Linked DNA regions of Homo sapiens: region 1 is linked to region 2. Evidence: read pairs that join two places in POLR2A ChIA-PET (ENCODE). Cell type or tissue: OCI-LY7. All regions are shown on one strand. Links, peaks and the distances in the headings refer to the core of each region. The heading gives the core; the rest is flanking DNA.

Region 1 (6,227 bases), core at 1,228-6,227, 500 kb before region 2:
GTGGGTGGGTGAGTGGATGGGTGGGTAGATGATGGGTGGATGGGTGGGTGGGTGGATGAGTGAATGGGTGGATGGATGGGTGGATAGATGGGTGAGTGGGTGGATAGATGGGTGAGTGAGTGAGTGGGTGGATGGGTGGGTGGATGGATAGATGTGTGGATGGGTGGGTGGATGGATAGATGGGTGAATGGGCGGAAAGATGGGTGAATGGGTGGATGGATGAATGGATAAATGGGTAAATGGGTGGGTGGATGGAGAGATGGGTGAATGGGTGGGTAGGTAGATGGATGGGTGTGTGGGTGAATGAATGGTGGATGGGTGTGTGGGTGGGTGGGTGGATAGATGGGTGAATGTGTGGATGGGTGGATAGACGGGTGAATGGGTGGATGAGTGGATAGATGAGTGAATGGGTGGATGGATGGATGGATGGATAAATGGGTGAATGGGTGGTGGATGGATAGATGGGTGGATGGGTGGGTAGATGGGTGAATGGGTGGATGGGTGGATAGATGGGTGAATAGGTGGAAGGATGGATGGATAAATGGGTGAATGGGTAGGTGGATGGATAGATGGGTGGATGGGTGGATGGATGGAGAGATGGGTGAATGGGTGAGTAGGCGAATGGATAGGTGGGTGGGTGAATGTGTGGATGGATGGGTGGATGGAGAGATGGGTGAATGGGTGGGTAGGTGGATGGATGGGTGTGTGGGTGAATGAATGGTGGATGGGTGTGTGGGTGGGTGGGTGGATAGATGGGTGAATGTGTGGATGGGTGGATAGACGGGTGAATGGGTGGATGAGTGGATAGATGAGTGAATGGGTGGATGGATGGATGGATGGATGGATGGATAAATGGGTGAATGGGTGGTGGATGGAGAGATGGGTGAATGGGTGAGTAGGTGAATGGATCGGTGGGTGGGTGAATGTGTGGATGGATGGGTGGATGAATGGGTGCGTGGATGGGTGGATGGATGAGTGGATCAGTGAATGGGTGGGTAGGGATGGATGGGTGGATAGACAGGTGAATGAGTGGATGGATGGATACATGGGTGGATGGGTGGATAGGTGGATGGATGGGTGGATGGGTGGGTGGATGGGTGAATGGGTGGATGGGTGGATGGATGGGTGGATGGATGGGTGGATAGATGGGTGGATGGGTGAATGGATGGATGGATGGATGGGTGAATAGATGGGTGCATGGGTGAATGGGTGGGTAGGTGGATAGATGGGTGGGTGGGTCAATGTGTGGATGGATGGGTAGAGGGGTGGGTGGATGGGTGGATGGGTGGGTGGGTGGGTGGATGGGTGGATGGGTGGGTGGGTGGATAGGTGGATCAATGAATAAGTGGTAATATGGTTTTATGTAAGTCTCATGCCAGCCCACTTTACAGAGGAGGGAGGAGGCCCACAAGGGTGCCATCCCCAGTCACAAAGCCTGGAGAGAGGAATGTAAGTCGCGAAGCCGCTCCAGAGGATGCTGAACAGTGTCATGTACGGAGGAGCCTTGCCCCGGCTTTCTGGTCCTGAATAAGGTGTGGACAGTTGGGGTGAGCCACAGAGGGAGTGGGGGCCGGGGGTGGAGGCAGGAAAAAACCTGCCCCGGGTGTTCAAGGCAGTGCAGGTGAAGCGGCTCATAGCTGGATGCTCAGCCACTCCCCAGCTCAGGGCACGGCTGAGCAAACCCAGAACCACGGAGAAGGTGCCATGGCCGGAGGGCTGGGGTGATTTGGGGAAACCTGGTACAAAGTGGTGCAGGATTCCAGGGCTCTGAGACTGCAGTTACTGGGCGCTCCTGCCACCCCCAGAAAGAGCAGGTCTACCTGGGGAGTCCGAGCCGAGGCGCAGGCCGGAGACACCCCAATGAGAGCACGGAACTGGAATCGGGGTCTTCACCTTCCCGGTGTGTGGACTCCTTGGGCATCTAGTAAGCAAATAAGTTCACAGAATTATGAAGGAAACCCATTTTACCAAAATACAGCTACCACCCCGTTAGAACATTCTGGTGTAGTGAGCACTGTGCTTTTCATTAAGCCATGATTTAAAGTGGTGAGGCGTGGGAACCGCATTAGGAGACGTGGTGGTGAGTGGAAGGCGAGGGGGGTCTTTTGTGGAGCCCTGGACCCTCCCAAGGCGTGGCTGCTTGGGGCCCACCAAAGTGGCCCTGGGGCAGCTCTATCGGTGTCAACGGCACAGGCGCGGCTGACACCCTGGGGAGGTGCCCACGTTCTTGGTTACAGGAAAGGCTAAATTTTGGTTAGAGACACGACACAATGCCAGATGAAACTCATCCAAGTCCACGGATCCCCTGAATTCCAAGGAAAGAACCGCGGTTCCAGCTTCCCTCGAAGGTGTCCCCCGGTCCCGCTCACCACCTCAGCTTCCAGGAGTCTCCGGTGGGACAGCCGGAACCCCACTGAGGGTCTCGAAGTCACAGGCCCCTGGTTCACACTCAGCATTTCCTGTCTGTGCTGGGTACGCTTGGGCAAATGTCTTGACCCGTTTCCCCAACTGTAAAGTAAGAAGGTAACAGAGTCAGCTGAATGGGGGTGTGGTGAGGATTTAATAAAACCGTCCACGTTTGGACTCTCCTATGGTGCCCGTGAAGGTGGGCAAGCACGGACGGGCAGCTGTGACCCCTGCGAGATCCCTGAGCCGTGAAGGGGCCAGCCCAGGGGGACAGTGGAATCCCCACACCGCCTTCTGGCCATGGCCGCCTCCGGGGCAGGCGCGTTGCTGCTAGAAAGCTCTTCCTAAATTGAGCTCAGGTCGGCATCCCTGCAGATGCGGCCCCTCTCCGGAAGAGTGCTTTGGAAGGGAGAAAGGGCTCTCCCAGCCCCACCGCCGCCCCCTGGAGTCAGCCACAGCCTCCTCCCCCACAGCCTCCTCCCCCACAGCCCTCCCGCCCCCATGGCAAGAGACCTGCTTCAATTGTGATGTGGCTGCCCCGCCCCTCCTCTTAAACCTTCAGTGGCTGCCCACCTCCCTCAAGATCAAGGCCAGACCCTGAAGGTGGCTGGGGGCCCCTCCACACTCTGCCCCAACCCTACATCAGAGCCGCTTCTCCTGAGGGTGTTTCCTCATCTCTGGGCCTTCCCCAGCCCTCCCATCGAAACTTGCCTCACGTGGCGGGCTCCTACCCAGCCCTCAGAGCCCATAGGAAGTGCCCTGTCCTGTCCTGGGCTCCACACCCCCTGCACACCTTCCTGGGTTCCACACCCCCTTCACACCTTCCTGGGCTCCATGCCCCCTGCACGCCTCCATCACAGCATTAGCACCTTGGGTTGCAGTTGCTGTGGGCTGGTTTCCTTGGACCCACAGGAAAGCAGCCCTGGGCGGGAACCTTGCCTGTCTCCAAGGGCTGTGTTCCCGGCACAAGGCGCAGGGCTCCATGGGTGATGACTGGCTGGCGGAGTTTGGCACACCCACCTCTGGGTCCCCCACACGACACCTGGAACTTCTCTAGGCTGAATTCCACCTCTCTCGCCCTCAGGACTCCCCTGGGGCTCTGCCCCACACACATCCCAGGGAACACAGAGGAAATGGCCGGTCTCCCCAGCTGCTTCCGAAGAGCAGGATGGGCTGAGACTCCAGGCCCGGCCGCCCAGCGCAGCCTTGGGACCCTGGGGCAGCCCCCAAGGCCTAGGGGGCTCAGTGGCCTTTGCCCGGACAGGAGGGCCTTCCCCAGCTCATCAGCCACCCCAGGCGGGTAGTGGGTGTGGGACAGAGAGCTGACGGCAGTCAGAGGCCACAGCCCCACAGGACCCGCTGTTCCCTTGGCTGGCATCCTCCTCCCCTCCTGAAGCGCATGGGGCTGAGCCCAGCAGGGTGGAGTCTGAACAGAGACAGGAATTTGAGCATCAGGGCAGCAACAGCGTCGCCCCCGCTTCCTGAGCACCCTGGACTTGCGGGGGACGCTGGTGACCTGGTGGCATATATTCGGTGTCTGACAGGACTGGAGAGGTTAAGCAATTTCCCAGGTCACCAGCGGTGGGATTTGGGACTCAGGCTGGGTCTAAGCCAGTCCTCTCCCTGAGGCAGAGAGCCTGCTGTGGCTACACCCACCCAGCTTCCAGGACACGGAGCCCTCTGCCCACCGTGGTCTCTGCTCCTCCCCAGCGCCCAGGAGGCATCAAGACCCGGCAAGGCTGCCCGTTCTGCAGAACAGGAAACCGAGGCTCCCAGAGGGGAAAGTCCCAGCCTCCCTGGGGGTCCCAGGGTCCTGGGCTGCTGCACCCCAGCTGCAAAGGGGGAAGCCCCGTCCGGAGGCCACTTTCCCTGTAAGGAGCCCAGGCGGGGTGAGGGCTGCGACGTGCCGGTGCCGCCCCGGTTTCCCTCTGACTCAGGCTGAGGCGGCTGCCCCTGTGCTGGTGCCATGTCTAGTCCGCAGGCCCCACACCGGTGACCTGCCCTCATCTCATCTCCTGTGAGTCCGCGAGTCCACGGCTCTGCCGACGGGGGGTGGTGTGTGTGCAGCAGAAGGAATGAACGAGGGAACCCCTGCCCTGTGCTCTTCCTCTCCTCCCCTCCGTCCTGCCTGGGTGTTCACAGCAGCTTAAGAGGGAAGAACGTGGCCCTGGCCTACCCACCAATGTTCTAGAACATTCTGGAACATTCTGTTCTCAGCCCGGAGCCTGGGAACTGGGTAAACCTGGGCCATCGAGCGGCATCCAACATGAGGAAAATACCAAGAGGCTGGTGTGTGGTTCTGTGTGTGTGGCGCGTGGCGCGTGGTGCGTGGGGAGAGGCAGCCGCCCGCCCTCCAGAGCCAGGGTGCCACCTCCTGCGTCATAGACACCTCCCCCAAGCAGTGCCAAGCTCCTGCCTCCCACCAGTGGCTACTTCGGGCTGCAGTGGGGCCTGGGGCCACGGAAGACCCAGCTAGGTCTGGCCAAGAGGCCCAAGGATATTCCAGGCACCCGGAAGGATCCGGAAGGATCTGGGAGTCTTGGGTTAAGAACCATGCAGCCTGACCTGCTCCAAACGTGGACTTCGTCCCTGAAGAGGCTGCAGGACCCTAACCATTCGCGTCCTGGGCGATTGTGAGTGTGATGGACGATCACAGCACTGTTATTGTATCTTAGAGCTGAACTGGAAGACAAACTGGCCTGTATCCAATAAGAAAAAAACTTTGTGTTTTGCTTCCATTATTTATTTTTTCTGAGGCAGGGTCTTGCTCTGTCACCCAGGCTGGAGTGCAGCAGTGCGATCTTGGCTCACCGCAGCCTCCACCCCCTGGGCTCAAGCGAATCTCCTGCATCAGCCTCTTGAATAGCTGGGACCAGAGGCGCCCGCCACCATGCCTGGTTAATTTTTTATGTTTTGTAGAGATGGGGCCTCACTATGTTGCCCAGGCTGGTCTCAAACTCGTGGCTGAAGCGATTCTCCTGTCTCAGCCTCCCAAAGTGCTGGGATGACAGGCATGAGCCACTGCACCCGGCCTCATGGCTTTTTAATAGTTAGGTTTCTATTGACCTTGTTTTCAGACACACACAAGCTTAGAGGATATAACACAGGCTTGTGGATCAAGCACTCTGCTTCACTGAACTTGAAACATTTTAAACATCAGATTCTTTTAAGGCGCCTTTGGGTGCCCTGGCCTAAAACACCCTTCCCACTCTGCCCGTGTTCAGTCCTGACTCCAGACACCGCGGAAAGTGAGAGGGGTCGGGCAGGGGAGTCCAGGGGTTCTCAGAGCGCAGTCCCTGACCCTGCGCCCATGTTCAGTCCCGACTCCAGACACCGAGGAAAGTGAGAGGGGTCTGGGAGGGGAGTCCGAGGGTTCTCAGAGCGCAGTCCCTGACCCTGGGAGCTTGTCAGAAATCCTCACCCACCCAGGATCTGTGCGTGGGGCACCTGGGGCTGTCCTGGGTCTGCTCCGATTGTCCCCGAGGGGATCTGGAGGGACGAGGTTGCCCCGGGGTCTGCTTGGGGACAGGGTGAGCCAGCACTGTGACTCTGTCATTGCAACGGTTGTCTCTCCCCATGGGTGGGTGGAGGGACTTCCCTGAGGCTCTGGGACCTCCCTGGCAGTTCCAGCCACCTGAGCTCGGAGCACATGTCTGTGGTGCTTGGCGTGGGGGTGGGTCCAGGGTCCAGCCCCTTCCTGGCTGTCGCCTGCAGGCCTGACCCGGCTAAGGGGGTCCAACCTGGCCTTATCCGTCTAAGGGGGTCCAACCTGGCCGGCCCGAGAGGGTAGGGCTTCTTGGGAGAAAGCTGAAGGTCATGGA
Region 2 (7,798 bases), core at 1,073-6,072:
CCCTCCACTGGGAATCAATTCATCTTCTCTTTTTCCAAGTCTTTTTAATGAATACCAGTTAACACCATGAAGTCTTCACAATTCACCTACACAGTGTGCTTTCGAGTCCCCTTCCCTATTTCAAGTTTCTCCAGGTTCTCTTGTAGGGATCTTCTTAAGGCTGCATGTGATGTCTTGTGCCTGTCATCCCAGCACTTTGGGAGGCTGAGGCAGGAGGACTACTTGAGGCCAGGAGTTCAACATCAGCCTAAGAAACATAGCGAAACCCCATTTCTACAAAGAATTTTTAAAAATTAGCGCACGTCTGTAGTTCTAGCCACTCATGACGTTGACGCAGGAGGCTCACTTGAGCCCAGAAGCTCAAGGATGCAGTGAGATATGGTCACGCCACTGCACTCCACCCTGAGTGACAGAGCAAGACCTTGTCTCAAAAAAAGAACCATTTAGGCACCATGGTGTTGCAAAGCCAGTGCTTTCATCTAGGCATCCACCGCCTGCAAACTCTGACACATCATCTTCTGCCTCAAAACAAGTAAGCAAATGAAATTCAGGTCTATCATTGCAAACCCTACACAACCCAACTCCAGTCATGCTTCCAGGTTAATCTGCTGTCATCTTCCATCTTCTTGGATGGGCTTTCGTGTTCAGACACGTCTGGCTGACATTCTCACGTTACATGCGGCCTTCCCAGCCTTTGTCCCCAGCCTTCCCGAAGTCGAAGATGCCCTTACTCTGATTTCTGCAGTGACATTCTACTGATTCTTTTTTTAAAACAGAAACATAGCTTACAGTTAAAAAAAAAAAAAATAGCACTTCTTCCCTTAAATCTCCCAGGTCACAGAGCCTTTCCCTCCTCTGATCTATGATCTCTCTTTTCATAAGAACCAATATTTAATGCAAGCTTTAGTCAACTAAATGCATCTTTCTCCCAGATCTCAGAACAGGAGGCCACAGCACTGCACCCAGTGAGCAGCCAATGAACATCTGTGAAGGAAATCAGTGAAACATCAGAAAAAGCAGAGTTTGTCTAGTTTCAGAAGTCCCTTCTATAAAACATGTAGCTCCTTCCAGCTAAAAGAAGACACAAAGCTGTTCTCCCACTGTAGAGCACACTGCACCCCATTTGGAAAAGCAGTCAGGTGAGCCACACGTCAGCCACACCGTGCTTTACAAACATGCCAATGTGTGAACGGTCAGTCACAAAGACATAAAAAAAGATGACTGCCCTCATCAAAACTGCCAAGGTCATGAAAAACAGGGAAACGCTGAGAAATGGTTGCAGACGAGATTAAGGAGACATGACAACTAAATGCAATGTGGGATCCCGGATGGCATCTGAGGACAGCAAGGGAACATTACTGGAAAAACCTCCAGCTTGCTCACCCCTGGAACCTGTGAATGCCTTAGGTTACGTGGAAAAGGGAACTGAGGTTACTAATCAGCAGAGAGGGAGATGACCTCGCAGTGCTCGGGTGGGCCCAATTTGTAACCACAAGGATCCAAAAGTGAAACAAGGGCCAGGCACAGTGGCTCCATGCCTGTAATTCCAGCACTGCTGGGGGGCTGAGGCGGGAGGATTGATTGAGCCCAGGAGGTCGACGCTGCAGTGAGCCTTGATTGTGCCACTGCACTCCAGCCTGGGCAACAGAGCCGAGACTCTCCAAAAAAGCGGGTGGGCAGCAGGAGTCAGAGAGATGCCATGAGGCTGGCTTTGAAGACTGAGGAAAGCACTACAGGCCGAATGCAGGCAGCCTCTGGAACACGGAAAAGACAAGAACACAGATTCTCCCCTGGAGCCTCCAGAAGGAACCAGCCCTACCTACCCAGATTTTAGCCCAGGCAGATCATGTTAGGCTTCTAATCAACAGAACTATAAAACAATAAATCTAAGGTTATGGTGGTTAGTTACAGCAGCGCTGGAAAACCAACACGGGCAGCACTGACACAAGTCCCAGCACTTCTCCAACGCCCAAGAGCTGTTCTCTGTCTCCCTTCCACACCCTCCATTTGCCTTCACTCATCCCCCTGAACCAATATATTTATGGGCTTAGAAGAAAGCTATTAAGGAAAAGGCACAGATTAAGTTCTAAGACAGATTTTCTCCTCAACTCTCTAAAACTTCACCGTACCATTAGCTTCTACTAAATGTCCTTTTTTACAAGAGTCAGTTTCAACATCATCTTCTTTTAAAAGCCAGTCATCTGGTGAGAACCCAAGTTTAGCAGAATCAGATCTAAAGACTTTGCCAAAGAAAAATCAAGCATGAATGTAAATCTCATTGAATATGCTTAACATTTTACCTGAACTGTAAGTGCAAGCGTGCATCACTTTTCTGAGTTTCACACTAAAAGATAAAGGATACAATTCAAAGATACCTCTCGCATGTGTCAGGGGAAAAATGCCTGTGAGAAAATGTTTAGGCCGGGCATGGTGGCTCACGCCTGTAATCCCAGCCCTTTGGGAGGCCAAGGCAGGCAGATCACCTGAGGTCGGGAGTTTGAGACCAGCCTGACCAACACGGAGAAACCCCGTCTCTACGAAAAATACAAAATTAGCCAGGAGTGGTGGCGCGTGCCTGTAATCCCAGCTACTCGGGAAGATGAGGTAGGAGAATCGCCTGAACCCGGGAGGCGGAGGTTGCGGTGAGCCAAGATCATGCCTGGGCAACAAGAGGGAAACTCCATCTCAAAAAAAAAAAAAAAGAAAGAAAATGTTTTGAGTGTTAGCATATTTAATATATTAAGCTCTAAAGAACTTCAAATTTCAGATAGACTATTCTCAAAGTAACAAAAATATCTATGTATGTAATTTAAATAAATTAGGAGCCAAACATACAATTATAGTGAAGAAAAAATCCACAAAGTCTAAAAATTCCTTGAAATCCGAATCAACTGTGGGGCTGTGGAATACTAACACTACAAGCTCTCGAGACGCTCTTCGGCTGCCTGAAAGCTGGATTTCTTCTTTGTCACCATCAGAAAAGGCAAAGGTTATTCAGTGCTCTGCACATCCTTTAATCAGCCAGACATCTTAGTCAAAATCATTTTTAAAAACTTAATCCTTTCAAGAGTGGTGCTCTGGGGTTTTTTTGGTTTTTTACTTTTATTTCCTGTTTTGCAAGATGTAAAACCACATCTAGAAACATGGTGGATACTAACAAAGCTTGATTTCTTAAGAGAAAAATAAGGTCCTTCACTGCGTCTTACCTTCTCTATTTTAGATAAGTTTAAACAGTACAGCCATAATGATTTCAAGTTTACATCATCATCCAGAATTAAACCAAAGTCTTCTTTGATTGTGTCAGATATGAATGCAGCAGTAAGCTAATCCTAACTCTAGTAAAACCTCAGGAACCAAGCAGCCTACGCAATCTTCCCTTTACTTGGAAATACTGCATTCCAAAATTTATTCTAAGCCATTAGCATCCTAAGTCTGAAAAGAGCCATAGGGAGTCGAGGAAGGGCAACTTACTATCAATGCACCAAGAAAAGAGGTTTATTTGCTAATTTTACATAAAAAATAACCTCTGATATCATAAAGTTATTAGGCATTTACAAATAACATTTCAATTTCAGCCATTCTTAAAAGTCACATTTTTTAGAGTTAAGTAATGAAGGGGAAAGTCTTCTGAATTTTACCATGACAAAAGAAATTTTCATATGGTATAAAAATGGTTTGTTGAGAAAAAGCCAACATTTTCAAATAATGAACAGGTACACATTGGTTGCTTTACACGTGGAAAAAAGAGCCCTACAGATTTCCAGGATAATAAATAATTCACTGCACAGATGCGAAGGACAGGCCTGGAAACAGGTCTCACCCTCCACCAGCCACAAGGACGCTGTAACTGAGACAGCAGCACCCTGACAGCTGTCTCAACCTTGACCTCCAAGAGGAAGAGAGAAAGCGGGTGTGGGGAAGCCCAGAAGACTGGATTTTCACTCAACAGGATTCGGTCCTCTAGGCCCCTGAAAAATCTCAGCCATACAGACAGGACGGCTTACTTTTATTTTCACACTGAAAACCCTCTTAACCCTTTATTCACAGAGCCAGCTTTAGCACTGTGGGGTTTCTGGCTAGGCGCGGTAGTTCACACCTGTAATCCCAGCACTTTGGGAGGCCAAGACGGCTGGATCACCTGAGGTCAGGGGTTCCAGACCAGCCTGACCAACATGGGGAAACCCCATCTCTACTTTAAAAAAAAAAAAAAAAAAACACTAACTGGGAGTGGTGGTATGGGCCTGTAGTCCCAGCTACTCGGGAGGCTGAGGCAGAAGAATCACTTGAATCCGGGAGGCAGAGGTTGCTATGACCCAAGATCGTGCCACTGCACTCCAGCCTAGGTGACAGAGACTCTGTCTCAAAACAAAACAAAACTGTGAGGTTTCTTAGAGCTAGAATAGTATCTGAATGTTTTCAACCACAATCAACCAGTTCCCCTCCACCAAATACCCTAGCCCCTTACTGTAAACCCAAAAATCTAAAACAAGTCGCAATCTCCCAAATATACCCACAATTAGTCTTTAAAAAGCAAACTTTTGCCAATTACATAACAGTTTCATTTACAAAGAAACTTTGAAAACCTAAACATACAGAAAAAAATCAATAGGGCACACCTCCATTTCGTTGTCTTTCCCTCCAAAGAGATCATTTTTTCTTCATTAAAATGCTAAAACTTTCATATCACTCCACCTGCTCAGCTACATGTGACCAGAGGGGCCTCCGGACAAACGAGACACTTAATCCTCATAAGCAGCAGCAGCAAACCACACTTAGTCCAGACTGATTTCAACCCATCCTTTACAGTCACTGAGACCTTGATGGAAACGATGAGGAAATCTGAATAAAAACTGCTTCTGGCCCTTCTACTCTGGCCTGAAAACAGCAGTCCTGCTAAAAGTGCTTTCACAGAAAGCACTTTCTTCCCACAAAGACAACTCTCCCTTTATGTTTCTTTATCTCTTGTTCTGCCTTAATTGTGAAAACTGTCTTCCCACCTTTATCTAAGTTATAAAAGCAAACTTGTAATGAAAACAAAAGGGGGCTGAGCACAGTGGCTCATGCCTATAATCCCAACACTTTAGGAGACTGAGGTAAGCCAACCCCAGAAGGCTGAGGCCTACACAACACAGGAAGACCCTGTTTCTACAAAAAGTAAAATAAATTAGCTGGGCACGGCGGCACATGCCTGTGGTCCCAGCTACTCAGGAGTCTGAGGTGGGAGGATCGCTTCAGCTCAGGGAGTCGAGACTGAAGAGAGCCACGTTCACGCAACTGGCCGCTGCCCTCCAGCCTGAGCAACACACCGAGACCCTGCCTCAAAAAAAAAAAAAAAAGACTTACTAAAGGAAGTGATATTACACTAAGACGCAAAGGCTGAGTAGGAGTTATCTTGGAGTTTGGGGGGATCTGCATGAGATGGCAGCGAGGTATGTCGAGGCCATGCCACAAACTATGGCACATGGCCCAACTGAGGAAAGGCAAGGCCAACGCAGCCAGAATGACTGGAAGCTTGGGGCAGGGTCAAGAATGGGGCATGGTATCAGAGTTAGGCCACAGTCACCATTTGGGACGTTATCATAAAAATAACATTTGAGGCCAGGCATGGTGGCTCACGTCTATAATCCCAGCACTTTGGGAGGCCGAGGCAGGTGGATCACTTGAGGTCAGGAGTTTGAAACCAGCCTGGCCAACATGGTGAAACTCCAGTCTCTACTAACAATAAAAAAAAATTAGCCGTGTTTGGTAGGAGGTGTCTGTAATCCCAGCTACTTGGGAGGCTGAGGCAGGAGAATTGCTTAAACCCAGGAGGTGGAGGTTGCAGTGAGTCGAGATCATGCCACTGCACTCCAGCCTGGGCAACAAAGCGAGACTCCGTCTCAAAAAAAAAAAAAAGAAAAAAACAATTTCAAATTAAGAGAACACACACTGAAAACATTTCAAAATTTCAAGACAATAACTTTTATTTGAATTCATTCCATTTTTCTATAAAGTTTATCAAACGGGCCACACTGAATTCCCACAGAGCACTGACTACACAAGAGTCACAAACTGACGCAGCCACCAGACAAGGGATGCACCATCATTTTCACCGATTAACTACAAATACCTTGCTATTAAGAGACACTCACCCATTACACTTACGATTTGAGGATGAAGGGAGTTACACAGAGTAATGGACAGATCAAAACACTTATTTTGGCAACAAAATGCAGATTATTTTCTGAGCCAGCATTTACTGATACTCTCTAATTATGTTATTTAATTGATGATGGGCTCTCTGCCCATATGCAAAATAAGACTCCTCTTATATTTGATGAAGCATAACCTTTCTATGTCAAATCTACTTAAAAAGGCACAAAAAGAGGCCGGGCGCGGTGGCTCACGCCTGTAATCCCAGCACTTTGGGAGGCCAAGGCAGGTGGATCACAAGGTTAGGAGTTCAAGACCAGCGTGGCCAACATGGTGAAACCCCATCTCTACTAAAAATACAAAAATTAGCCAGGCGTGGCGGTGGGCGCCTGTAATCCCAGCTACTCGGGAGGCTGAGGCAGAGAACTGCTTGAACCCCAGGAGACGGAGGTTGCAATGAGCCAAGATTGCGCCACTGCACTCCAGCCTGGGCGACAGAGCGAGACTCCAAAAAAATAAAAATAAAATAAAATAAAAAGGGGCACAAAAACTTCTTGGAAAAATACTGTCCAACACAAACAGCATAGTTTCCTTCACTCTATTTGTAGGGAGTTCTACTTGCCACCGTATCAACACTGTAATTACCGCTAACATGGCAGCCGCTCGTCATCAACAGCCCATCTGGGAGGGTGTGATGGCACTGCTGGTATGGGGTGCCCAGCATGGCCAGTCCGGAGAAAAGCATCTGGCGGTGGCAATGCAAGTCAGAAGGCTGACGCAAATGAGAGCTGCAAAAGAGGAACTCAGGTTTTAAAGGTGACACCTTTAAAAACAAAATTCTGGTAAATTGTGTTATGTATATTTTACTACAGCAAAAATAGAACAGAAGAAAAAAACTGCTGAAAGTTTCAAGTTTAGGTCAAATTTAGCACTATCTTGTGGGGAACTTTTCAACAAACTTAAGAGGCATCACGAAGAACAGAGAAAACGTCACAGCAACTTGGTCTTTGTTCCCTCCCATCCAGTTCCATTCAGATGGCCAGCCTATCGAAGGAGATCCTGCTCTTCGGGGAGAAACTACAGAAAGAGGAGAACAACAGCTGAATGGAGGGTAGGGGAGGCCACACCAACTATACGAGATCCAATGCAAGGGTCACAATGAAGGCTGAGCAAGACATCCGCCCCCCCCCCTTTTTTTCTAGTTTAACTACAGTTGCAGAGTAAAATCAGAGGACTTCTGTAATCATTCTCTAACAGAACTCGAAGTCTTCCAGGGCAGCCAATACTTACTAAGAGAAATCAAGGTCTCAGAGAAACCAAAGAAACAGCCTCAGGGTCTCCGATTTTGAACGTTATGCCATAGACTAGGTCTGCACACAACAAAAACAGTAACTGTTTCGATGGCACTTTTTCCACAGGTAATATCATCTTATATGTTTGGCTAAGTCTCAACATCCCAAAAAGGATCAAAAGATTCTCTAAGTTTTGCAGTTCAACAACTGTGCACACTTTTATTTCTCATTTCAAGTGTTAAGGATATTGCTCTAATGACTGCATAAAACTCTCTCCTCATGTAAGAAAGCCTGAAATCTAATTTCTCTACCATAAAACCCTGTTCTTGCAAAAGGATACAAAACTACTCATAATCTACAAAAACGATGAATCC

What was found. Peaks named below come from ENCODE experiments on the same cell type or tissue, not always from the same donor. Only the 100,000 strongest peaks of a DNase experiment are listed, where the experiment ranks them.
Region 1: POLR2A ChIA-PET joins it to region 2 with 6 read pairs; 2 of 35 experiments call an interaction of 5 or more read pairs at or near these places.

What each region holds. Positions count from the first base shown.
Region 1 is chr16:88,979,698-88,985,924 of GRCh38, forward strand. LOC124903756 (a long non-coding RNA gene) reads left to right here and starts at 1,366. Exons shown (of 2, transcript XR_007065183.1): 1 at 1,366-1,532; 2 at 2,259-2,589. RefSeq lists a silencer at 2,475-2,677 and enhancers at 3,762-4,262, 3,968-4,027. In OCI-LY7, for the core only: no CTCF peak of the experiment used is centred there; a DNase peak (open chromatin) is centred at 4,204; H3K4me3 peaks cover 2,155 bases; H3K27ac peaks cover 4,336 bases.
Region 2 is chr16:89,481,128-89,488,925 of GRCh38, forward strand. All of the region lies in intron 1 of ANKRD11 (ankyrin repeat domain containing 11), which reads right to left. Among named protein-coding and RNA genes, the nearest start is that of ANKRD11, 5.5 kb to the right of the region's middle. RefSeq lists enhancers at 6,121-6,621, 6,622-7,122, 6,901-7,170, 7,321-7,390. In OCI-LY7, for the core only: no CTCF peak of the experiment used is centred there; DNase peaks (open chromatin) are centred at 3,874 and 4,744; H3K4me3 peaks cover 2,733 bases; H3K27ac peaks cover 2,269 bases.